Regions from separate parts of the Homo sapiens genome. Here region 2 is linked to region 1. The links are chromatin contacts, found by Hi-C or POLR2A ChIA-PET in ENCODE. All regions are on one chromosome and are shown on one strand. Each heading gives the region's core, a stretch centred on a gene start or an enhancer-like site at or near the end of the contact. The rest is flanking DNA. Distances are from core to core; before and after follow the strand shown. Region 1 overlaps RBMS1 (RNA binding motif single stranded interacting protein 1). Region 2 overlaps RBMS1 (RNA binding motif single stranded interacting protein 1).

The links. A loop is a pair of places that touch in the nucleus more often than their neighbours do. ChIA-PET counts read pairs that join two places held with the same protein, here RNA polymerase II (POLR2A). Pooled maps may share reads with other maps.
Region 2: a map of MCF 10A shows a loop between it and region 1 (5-fold over the local background). The contact joins two enhancer-like sites. A Hi-C loop is called at or near these places in 4 of 168 maps with a recorded cell type or tissue (MCF 10A, PC-3, mammary epithelial cell and 1 more) and 10 of 50 pooled maps. POLR2A ChIA-PET finds 5 or more read pairs at or near these places in 5 of 52 experiments (CD4-positive, alpha-beta T cell, IMR-90, MCF 10A and 2 more).

What each region holds. Positions count from the first base shown.
Region 1 is chr2:160,349,290-160,354,043 of GRCh38, forward strand. All of the region lies in intron 2 of RBMS1 (RNA binding motif single stranded interacting protein 1), which reads right to left. Among named protein-coding and RNA genes, the nearest start is that of MIR4785, 56 kb to the right of the region's middle. Within about 2 kb of position 2,767, at least 5 of the 41 ENCODE cell types and tissues checked have a DNase peak (open chromatin) inside an H3K27ac peak, as active enhancers do.
Region 2 is chr2:160,425,520-160,430,273 of GRCh38, forward strand. The region is part of intron 1 of RBMS1 (RNA binding motif single stranded interacting protein 1); the gene reads right to left. Among named protein-coding and RNA genes, the nearest start is that of MIR4785, 20 kb to the left of the region's middle. Within about 2 kb of position 2,757, at least 15 of the 41 ENCODE cell types and tissues checked have a DNase peak (open chromatin) inside an H3K27ac peak, as active enhancers do.

The DNA.
Region 1 (4,754 bases), core at 1,517-4,016:
AAGTATCTGATTATTTACCACTGCTTAATAGATGTATTTATTCGTAGCCTGCTTCATTACAAAAATGACTTGATGTGTTACAGAAATACACATAACAATAAATAGATGAAAAAAATCCAGGATGATAGAGAAGAATATGTATCATGTGGGAGGATAAAGTTTGTTCTTGTGGCAAATCCTAGAGCCTTCATTTTCAACACAGCCTTTCCCAGCACTGAGTAATCCACATTCACTACATTTTAGTTGCTCATCTCAGAGACAGAAAGAGAGAGAGAGAGAGAGAGAGAGAGAGAAAGGAAGGGAGGGAGGGAGAGAAATATGTACCCCAGGAATAGGTCATGAGTTTGGCTATCAAGATAAAAATGCCTCCGCAATTAGGGATTTGGGCTCATACCCAGCCTTCCTTTGTGCCATATAAAGCAGCATTTTATTCTTTCATTCAAAAATATTTACTGATTTTGCTTATAATAAGCAAAAATAAGCAAATTATACAATATGTTAGGGGATGGTATTATGACAATAGCACAAGCAAAGCGGGGTGGGGGGGTGGAGGGGGGTTGAGATTGAGAATGCCCAGGTGAAGTGGAGGCAGATTACAATTTTTTAAAGGGTGGCTGAAGTAAGCTGATGGAGAAGGTGACATGAGCAAGGTCCTGAAGGATATGAAGGAACAAGTCAGAAGGATCCAGGGGAGGAGCAGTGCAGGCAGAGGAGGAAAACCTGGTGTAAGGCACGTGGAAGGCCTGGTGCACTTAAGAAACACCAAGGAGTCCACTATGGCTGAAGTGAAGTGATGGAGGACAGTAAGGGGAGATAAAGTCAGAGAAGTTATGGGGAGAGGAGGCAGAAAATATAAGGTCTTGTAGCCATCGTAAGACAGCCTGGCAACCGTGTCAGTGTGGCAGCAGCACTCCGAGGACCCTGCTGATGGAAGTTTTAAACACTAACAGCATTACAAGTGGAGAATGGAAGACTGCCTAATCTGCTCCCATCCAAGATCATTTAGGAAGCATCTCCTCATTTCTCCTCAATGTGGTATTAAAATTCTTCTGCCCTGGACATTTGTCAGTGGTGGGACCCATGGAGTACATCTTGGTCTAGCAGTATCAGAGGTCAGAAAAACCATTACATCTGTGTAATAACAATGAGGTACAAATGAACAGCCCTGTAAAGAAATAAAAGCAATCCAGAAAGACTCACAACAGATATATCATTACTGTCTACACAAGCCAAGGAAACGCTGGTACTGTTAGGCAGACATTGAAAGGAAAGCAGGGGAGAGGAGGAAAAGAAAGGAATGAACAACAATGGCATGATGAACTGCTTCCAGAAGAATGTTCCTTCATGCTCAAGGCTGGGAATTTATCAAGAGGTTTATCAGGAACTCAGGTAGAGAATGAAGCAGACGGCTGCATAGTATTCCATGGTGTATATGTGCCACATTTTCTTAATCCAGTCTATCATTGTTGGACATTTGGGTTGGTTCCAAGTCTTTGCTATTGTGAATAGTGCTGCAATAAACAAACGTGTGCATGTGTCTTTATAGCAGCATGATTTAGAATCCTTTGGGTATATACCCAGTAATGGGATGGCTGGGTCAAATGGTATTTCTATTTCTAGATCCTTGAGGAATCGCCACACTGTCTTCCACAATGGTTGAACTAGTTTACAGTCCCACCAACAGTGTAAAAGTGTTCCTATTCGCCATAAAAAAGGATAAGTTCATGTCCTTTGTAGGGACATGGATGAAGCTGGAAACCATCATGCTCAGCAAACTATCTCAAGGACAAAAAACCAAACACCGCATGTTCTCACTCATAGGTGGGAACTGAACAATGAGAACACTTGGACACAGGAAGGGGAACACCACACACCGGGGCCTGTCGTGGGGTAGGGGGAGGGGGGAGGGAATAGCATTAGGAGATATACCTAATGTAAATGACAAGTTAATGGGTGCAGCACACAAACATGGCACATATATACATATGTAACAAACCTGCACATTGTGTACATGTACCCTAGAACTTAAAGTATAATAAATAATAAAAAAAAAAGAGAGAATGAAGCAGATGCATACCTCACAGGAGGTTTAAAAGTCAGAACCAATACTTTTAAATTGTGATTTATTAAGCAGGCAAAATACAGGTAATACAAACCTCTGCATATGAAACACATATCCAGGCAAGTTGCTGAATGTTTCCTGTCTTCAAATAATTAAAGGCGGGGCAATTAATTCAATGCCAAAGTAAATTCCTACCAAGAATGGGTATAAGAAAAATCACATTTTAAAAAACTTTCAACAAAGATGTCAATCAAGCTAAAAGTTGCTAGAAATCATGATTTTGAGTATTTGCTGACTTTAATGTTTACTGACAGTCCAGGAAACTGTTGTGCATCCACTAATTTCTTTGCAGGGCCATTAAGAGAAGGGACCAGATTCTCCTTTCCAATGGAAATGCATTAGATATCCAAAATATCAGCATTCCCAAGTGAGCCACTTTGATAATAAAAATAACGATTGCTATACAAACTGAAAAAAGAAGGTGACTAAGCAATGTTCCTTCTGTGATTTTAAGGGTAGTCAAACAGAGAGCATGAGAAACATTTGCTTCTACCTCTTTCCCCAAAAAGTTTGAGGCTGCTGGCAAAAATATATGCAACACCACAAGACAAAAATAGATATAAAGTTCAAGGTAAGTGAAGAAAAAATCAACCCAGGAGTAGTTTTTCCACAGACACATGAACCTGAAAGTGAGATCCTGCAGAGCTGCTAATGTTGGATGCAAAGCTGACTCATAACTTCTTAGTAGTGAACATAGGGAAATACAACATTACGAAATTGAGTATTCATTAGAGTAAAACCAGGTCCTGGGCTTAAGAGAAGTTCTGTTTTTCCCAGCTCTAATGCCGGAAGGAGCGTCTTCCTGTGGTTCCTCCTAAAAGCCATACTCTATGTGCAATGCACGGTCAAGGGATCACCTGGGGCCCAAGTACTGGAATTCTACAAGGGCAAATAGCTATGTGGTTAATGCACAAGGCTTTCTGATAATATTGCTGCATCCAGGGATAAATGGCACATTCCTTGGAACAGTGGCTACCAAATTAGGCTCTGAAGAAGTACTTTAGGGGTTCCATCAATTTTCCATATGAATATTTTGTATTTAAAGACTTCTTAGCCTTTAAGTACAAAAACAAATAATAGGAAATGCAGGCAAATATATAGCACAACAAATGTTAACTTACTGATGACCACATCTACATTAAGTTGCTTCAAGTGCTGACACTAGACAAATGTATCTCCTGCTATCTCTTTGTATAAGTGAGTCACCGATTAGGAAAGTTGTAACTCTGCGTTGGTATTCTTTTGGAAATTCAAGTCTGCACATGTCCGTTCATATAAAACTGTACAAATGACCTACACATCCATCATGCTCAAACAAATGCCAGGCCAAGAGCAGGTACAACTAGTTGGCACACACCCTCACCATGATCTAATAGACAGCTGTATAATACTAAAGTGCCTACCGCGTTGCATCATGATAAAGTGACATCATTGACTGGTACTGATGCTAAGTTTTGGGTGCTTCTGGTCTGACTTTTATATCTATTATGAGGCACGTGAATAGCTGTATTATTATGAATTCAATGTTGAGGCAAAAAAATTATTTCCAGTTTCTATTAAGATTAATTCAAGGGGATATCAAGACAAAATGAGCTTGTTAAAAATTAAAACCTTTTGCAGCTGCATAAGGATTTTCCAAATGTCATACAACCAAAACAAAATACAGAAATAAATTAGGTATGTTACTGATACTGTTCTGCAACTGTTATCCACATTTTTGAGTTTATCAAAACTGTCTCACTGTTCTCCCTGATAAGTTTATAAATGTAAATTTGTACTTATAAAGCATATAATTAAAAATACCACTTATAAATATTTTTGTATATAGTTTTGTTGAACATTTTTTTAAAACTACACTTGCTGGACTAGTTCTCTTAAACATGTCAGGAGATGCTGATTCTGTCAACCCTTGGAGACTGGGTGGGGCCTGTCACCTCCAGCAATGACCAGCCTCATCCATAGGTGGCAATCCAACATAATCTAATTCAATGCCAATATAACATAATACAAATATTATCCTTTCCTCTGTCTGCCAAGTTGGGAAGCTCTGTGATGAACAAAGAAACTCCAAATCCTTCATACAATTCTTCATAAATCTTATTTCTTCGAAGAGCTTGTGTCAAGACCTGCCCAGTGGAGAGGACAAAGTTAAGTTCTTTGGCAAGAAACTGAAGTACAGATATTTCATCCTCATGATAAAGAGCAGAGTTAAGTGTAACATTCACTTGTGAAAAGTAAAGTGGCAAATCAAGAAGAGTGGATATTTCAGGAGATATGGACTCTTTTCCCAAGCCTGCCCCTTCCTAGTTTTGTGACTCCAAAAAGGTCATTTAACCTTCCCTGAGCCTCAGCTTTTTCAGTTATAACATAAAAAGACGAAATCAAGCTCTCAACTGGGATTGACCATTAGAAGCTTTAAAAAAGCTTCCCAGTAGCAGTAACATTAATACATGCCAAAAGTGTTCAGAGCACTTGACATTAACCCACTTAGTCCCTACAAGAACCCTACGTTGCAGATATTATGATTATCCCGACTTTATAGGTAAGGAAACTGGGGCACAGAGAGGTTGAGAAATTTGCTCAAACAAGAGGCGGGGCCAGGTGGAAAGCTCTGAGCCTGTGCTCTTTAGTA
Region 2 (4,754 bases), core at 1,507-4,006, 76 kb after region 1:
CATGAGCAAGCAATGCTGGAAGGAAGGAGAAGCAATGAGGTAGAGGAATCATCACTTGGAAAGTGAATCACAGGACAGTGAGACTCAGAGAGTAGAAGAATGGCAGTAGACAGTAAGAAGCAAAGCAGCCGGACTCTAACCCAGCTAAACAAAGAGCAACTACAGCAGAAATGGCAGAAGTTCAAGGGGAAAAATTCAAAACTCCTGCTCTTGATTTTGTGCCTTGAATGGAAAACTGTCATCCAACTGGTCTCCATAGACCCACCTAGGAGGCTGCTTTCTCAGGTTCTGTTGAGATCGGGTTTCATAACTAAGATTCTTATTCCCTTATATATTCTTAGAACAATTCCACCTCATTACTTAACACAAACAGTAGTGGGTCTCTATTACTGTGCTTGCAATCAGAAGTATCCTGCTAAACAAGCACTAATAAAATTGTGCAAGAAACTGCTTCTTGTAAGTTAGTACTTAGCAACAGCAAGTCCACTTAAGAAGGAAATAATTTAATGTCAGGCAGCACCACCTGCTCATTTAAGGCAAGTTATTAAATTATTTCCATGTCTTTCAAAACACTTATATTAAGAAAAATCTGCAGTCCTTGCACTTCCACGATTGGCAGGCACCATGTTCATTTTATCATCCCAATTAAAGTGTTGCCTGGTGTCCAAACGAAAGAAAGGAAGAAAGAGAGAGAGACAGAAGAAAGAAAGAAAGAAAGAAAGAAAGAAAGAAAGAAAGAAAGAAAGAAAGAAAGAAAGAAAGAAAGAAAGAAAAGAAAGAAGGAAGGAAGGAAGGAAGGAAGGAAGGAAGGAAGGAAAGGAAGGAAGGAAAGAGGGAAGGAGAGAGGGAAAAAAAGAAAAGAGTCTTCTCATACACAATCTAAGCTGTCTCTAATTTTTTAAAAGGAATGGCAAGATACATGCTCCCTCTCCCTCAACAAACATAAAAATTAGATTATCCTTTATCAAATTTAAAATGTTTTTAATGTTTATATTTTAGTGTCTCTGAAAGAAACTATCATGTGACATACATGAGTTAATTTTATTTGTTGCCAATTCTTATAAAAAGTGGATATAGATGTTGTTAAAGTAGGTTTTAGAGATTCCATTTTAGTTTCAAGTGTATACCTTTTAAGTCAAAGGAGGTACTTTGTTTGCTATTAGAAGCCAACAGATTTTTGACAAGATGGTCTTAAGGACTGTGTTATATTTAGGAATGAGCGCTTCCTCTCCAGATCTGTGCCGCCACCTCATTCCGGGTGACTTCTAAACAACCTAGGGTCACAGTGGCCTCTCTTTAATTAGTATCTCACTGCTGGAGGGAGGGGAGCATGTCAGGGGGAAAAGAATGTAAGAAGACATTATAAACAAAGGTCTTCAAGGCAACTTAGTGGTTTGGTCAAGGAATGGAAGAAAGCCTAGCTCCTTTTTTGTTACCAAAGTAAGGCCGGAAACGGTTTTGATTCCTACAAATTGAGATGGTTGGAATTTTTCTGTATGTTTGTTAATTCTGCCTTAACGTGTTAGACTTTATCTCTAATCAATTTGATAGCCTATGACTGAAAACTCCACATTCATTGTTTAGATGACAAAATAATGATCCATAAAGAAAACAGAAGATTCAGTGGACACTTTTCCATCTAAGGGATGATTCCATTAAGGTTTTAGCAATATCCAAGTTACGTTAATACAACATTTTCCTTCTTTAAAATAAAGAAGTATAATATTTAGGAAAGTAGAGGTCAATAATAACTATCTAAGAGATATTTTTTAAATCCATCATAGCTAAAACTGTACCTCCCATATATATACCTACAACTAATTTTATGAGGCCAGGAACAAAATTCTATTTAAATTGAGCTCACTGCAATAAATAAATGAGTGAATAGGTAAAGAGAACTGAGTCAAAAATAAATTTTACCTGAAAATCAAGAATGACACAATTAAAAAAATTGTTAAAGCCTAAATATATAAACATATATGTTTATCTGTATCTATATTTATGTCTATCTGATGGTATATATTAATACATAGAGATTTCATATAGATCCAATTCCACAAGGGAATTACATTTTTAAAATATCAAAGACTAAAATTCTTGAAAACTAAGACGGTTATCTGTATGAATAAGGAACACTTTTAGAATATTAATTCTTCAGTTAAAAACACTGACACTGATTAATGGTTTCTGTTGGGTATTATTTACAAGAAATCATCTCAGCAGGGTGCCTGTGTCCAGTTTCATAATCACATAGTACACTCACCCTACAGGATTATGTTCTAGGCAAGTTCGAATGTTAAGTTGAATTTCATTCTCTTCAGGAAGTGACTTTTACTCAAGATTGAATACAGCTGTTAGCACAGATCACTGTTCCAAAAACATTTCTATGAGAGCTGGAAGAAAACACCATTTTAAGAAATGCAAATTCACTTTCATTATTTCAAATCTGTGCAAGCAAAGCTGGAAGGGAATCTCTGGTCTCTGTTTGTTAGTTAAATTAGGTTATTATAAATATTTAAGAGAAAACATGCAGGATGGCTACGAGATGGCTATAAGACTTTCCATGTACTTCTGGAGCCTACATATTTTAATCACCAGTTTGTTTATAACAAATACAGTGGCTTGGTTTTTGTTTCAAAAATCAAAGTTATACTCAATTTCTCCTTAAATTTCACTCTCTAATACAACTTGGTTTTCTCTCTTTATATTCACAGAAATGTAGCCTGGCAAAAAACGTGGGGTGGCCTCAGCAGAGGAAATGCTGCCAGCTGAAAACACCGGATGTAATCGAGACCACAAGAGACACAGACTTAGTTATAAATGTCGAACTAAAAAGAGGTATTGGAAAGAAACAAAGTCTAACTTTTTATTGGCTGGATTAATTATTGTAGTGAAATCTTGCTATTTCATAGTTTAGTCCCAAACAAAACAGCATGTCGGGGAATTATTTTTATAATCCTAGGTTCCACTTTCTAGAGCTTTAAAAGAAGAAGAAGAAGAAGAAAAAAACTCTATGGATTCTTACCATCCCTGGCCATTTTCCTACTACTGTGGGTAGGAGAACAGAGGTTTTGGGTGTCAACCTACGAGACAGTACAGGATAGGTTGGATCGGCTTCCACAAATAGCTGGGAAAAGAGCATTTTTAAAGAATGTCTTTTAGCATCACAGAAATGTCCTTTTACTATATAAAGAACCAGAATAAATCTGTCTATAGATGGACCCGTAACAGACTAAGTTAATTAGTATTATTAATTCTCTTTGGCAATGGGGTGGGGATAAGAAAACTTAATTTACAAAGTCTGTAATAGCTGTTTTTCTATTCCCGCCCTTTGACATTGTGCTTCCTTTTGTATGGCGTAATGGTGATAACCATGTTCCTTCCCTATTGGCTATGAAAATCCAAATTTGAATTCAAGACAAGCATAACACTTTGGGATCCCTATGATCCTCCTAGTTTGGCTATTAGTGCTTTCCAAGCTGCACTTTTCAACAGTTATCTATTGCTTTCTATGTAAAGATTGTTTCAATTAAATACATTTGTCTGTTCAAAAAATAATTCTTCAGGCAAAAATTTAAAATTTAATTTACTTTTTAGCCAGGGAAAATGATATTTTAATTGTCAAAATATAATAGTTTTTATTTAAGACCCTGACTAAAGGGAGCAGTTAGCAGTTTTTGCACTTTAAAGTTAACAGGAAGTCTCCTTTCTTCCTTTTTTTTCATATAATATGATCAATGTTTCTTGGAAAGGTTAACATTTCTCATAAGAGATTAAAGGACCCACCATAACTCACACAGGAGAAAGTGGGCATCTTCTGATGGTAAGAACAGGTCATTTTTGAAACTATGTTGTTATACATGTCAGCCATCTTATTAAGTAAGCTCTTGGAAAAAATAAAAGAAAATCTTTTGCCACTAGAGGGAGTTCAAAATTCCCTTTGTATCAGTAAACACGTAAAGTGCATTTAACCTCTGAAACAATAAAAACTATGATTGTAGTACACTTTTTAAAAAATTAAACAATAAGACTAAATCAAGAATTAGGTTTTTGGGGAATATATCTTTTCCTTCAGTTAGAATAGCTATGGTGAATATATGCCATGGTTATTATGTACAGCACACATATGTTAAAGGTAACTTAATAATTTTAATATCTGGAAGCAGTACAATGAATAAGCATTCTTATTCATTGGGATTGTAATCTTTTACTCTTTCAAGCTGTATTTAATAATAACTGTGGTAGACATTTCCAGAAATACCTGCCCACAATCCCTCCCACTCTGCATGTGCTTTCCCAATGTGATTCTCTCCTCCAAAGTCCAGGACTGGAACCTGTTTCACCTCTCCTTGCCTAAGGGATGGCCCTGTGTGACAGTAGAATGCAGAAGTATGGCTGAGTGACTTTCAGATCTGGGCCTGAAGAGGCTTTCAGCCAATCACCCTGTAAAGAAATCTGGGCTAGTCTGCCTTCCAGTTAGAATCCACATGGAAAGAGAGGCTGTACAGAATGAGAAGCTACACAGAGGAGAATGGAGGCACTCCAGTCAACAGCCAGACAACTGTGAGGCATGTCAATGAGGCCATCTTGGACATTCAATCCCCAGCTGAGCTCCCAACTGCATGCAGCTGCCTGAGTGACCCAGCCAAAGTCAAATGGAGCAGAAGAGCCACCCAGCTGATCCCAGCCAACCCAGGAAAATGCAAAATTTTAAGTCATTTTTAAGTTTTAAGTCATTTTTAAGTCATTTTAAG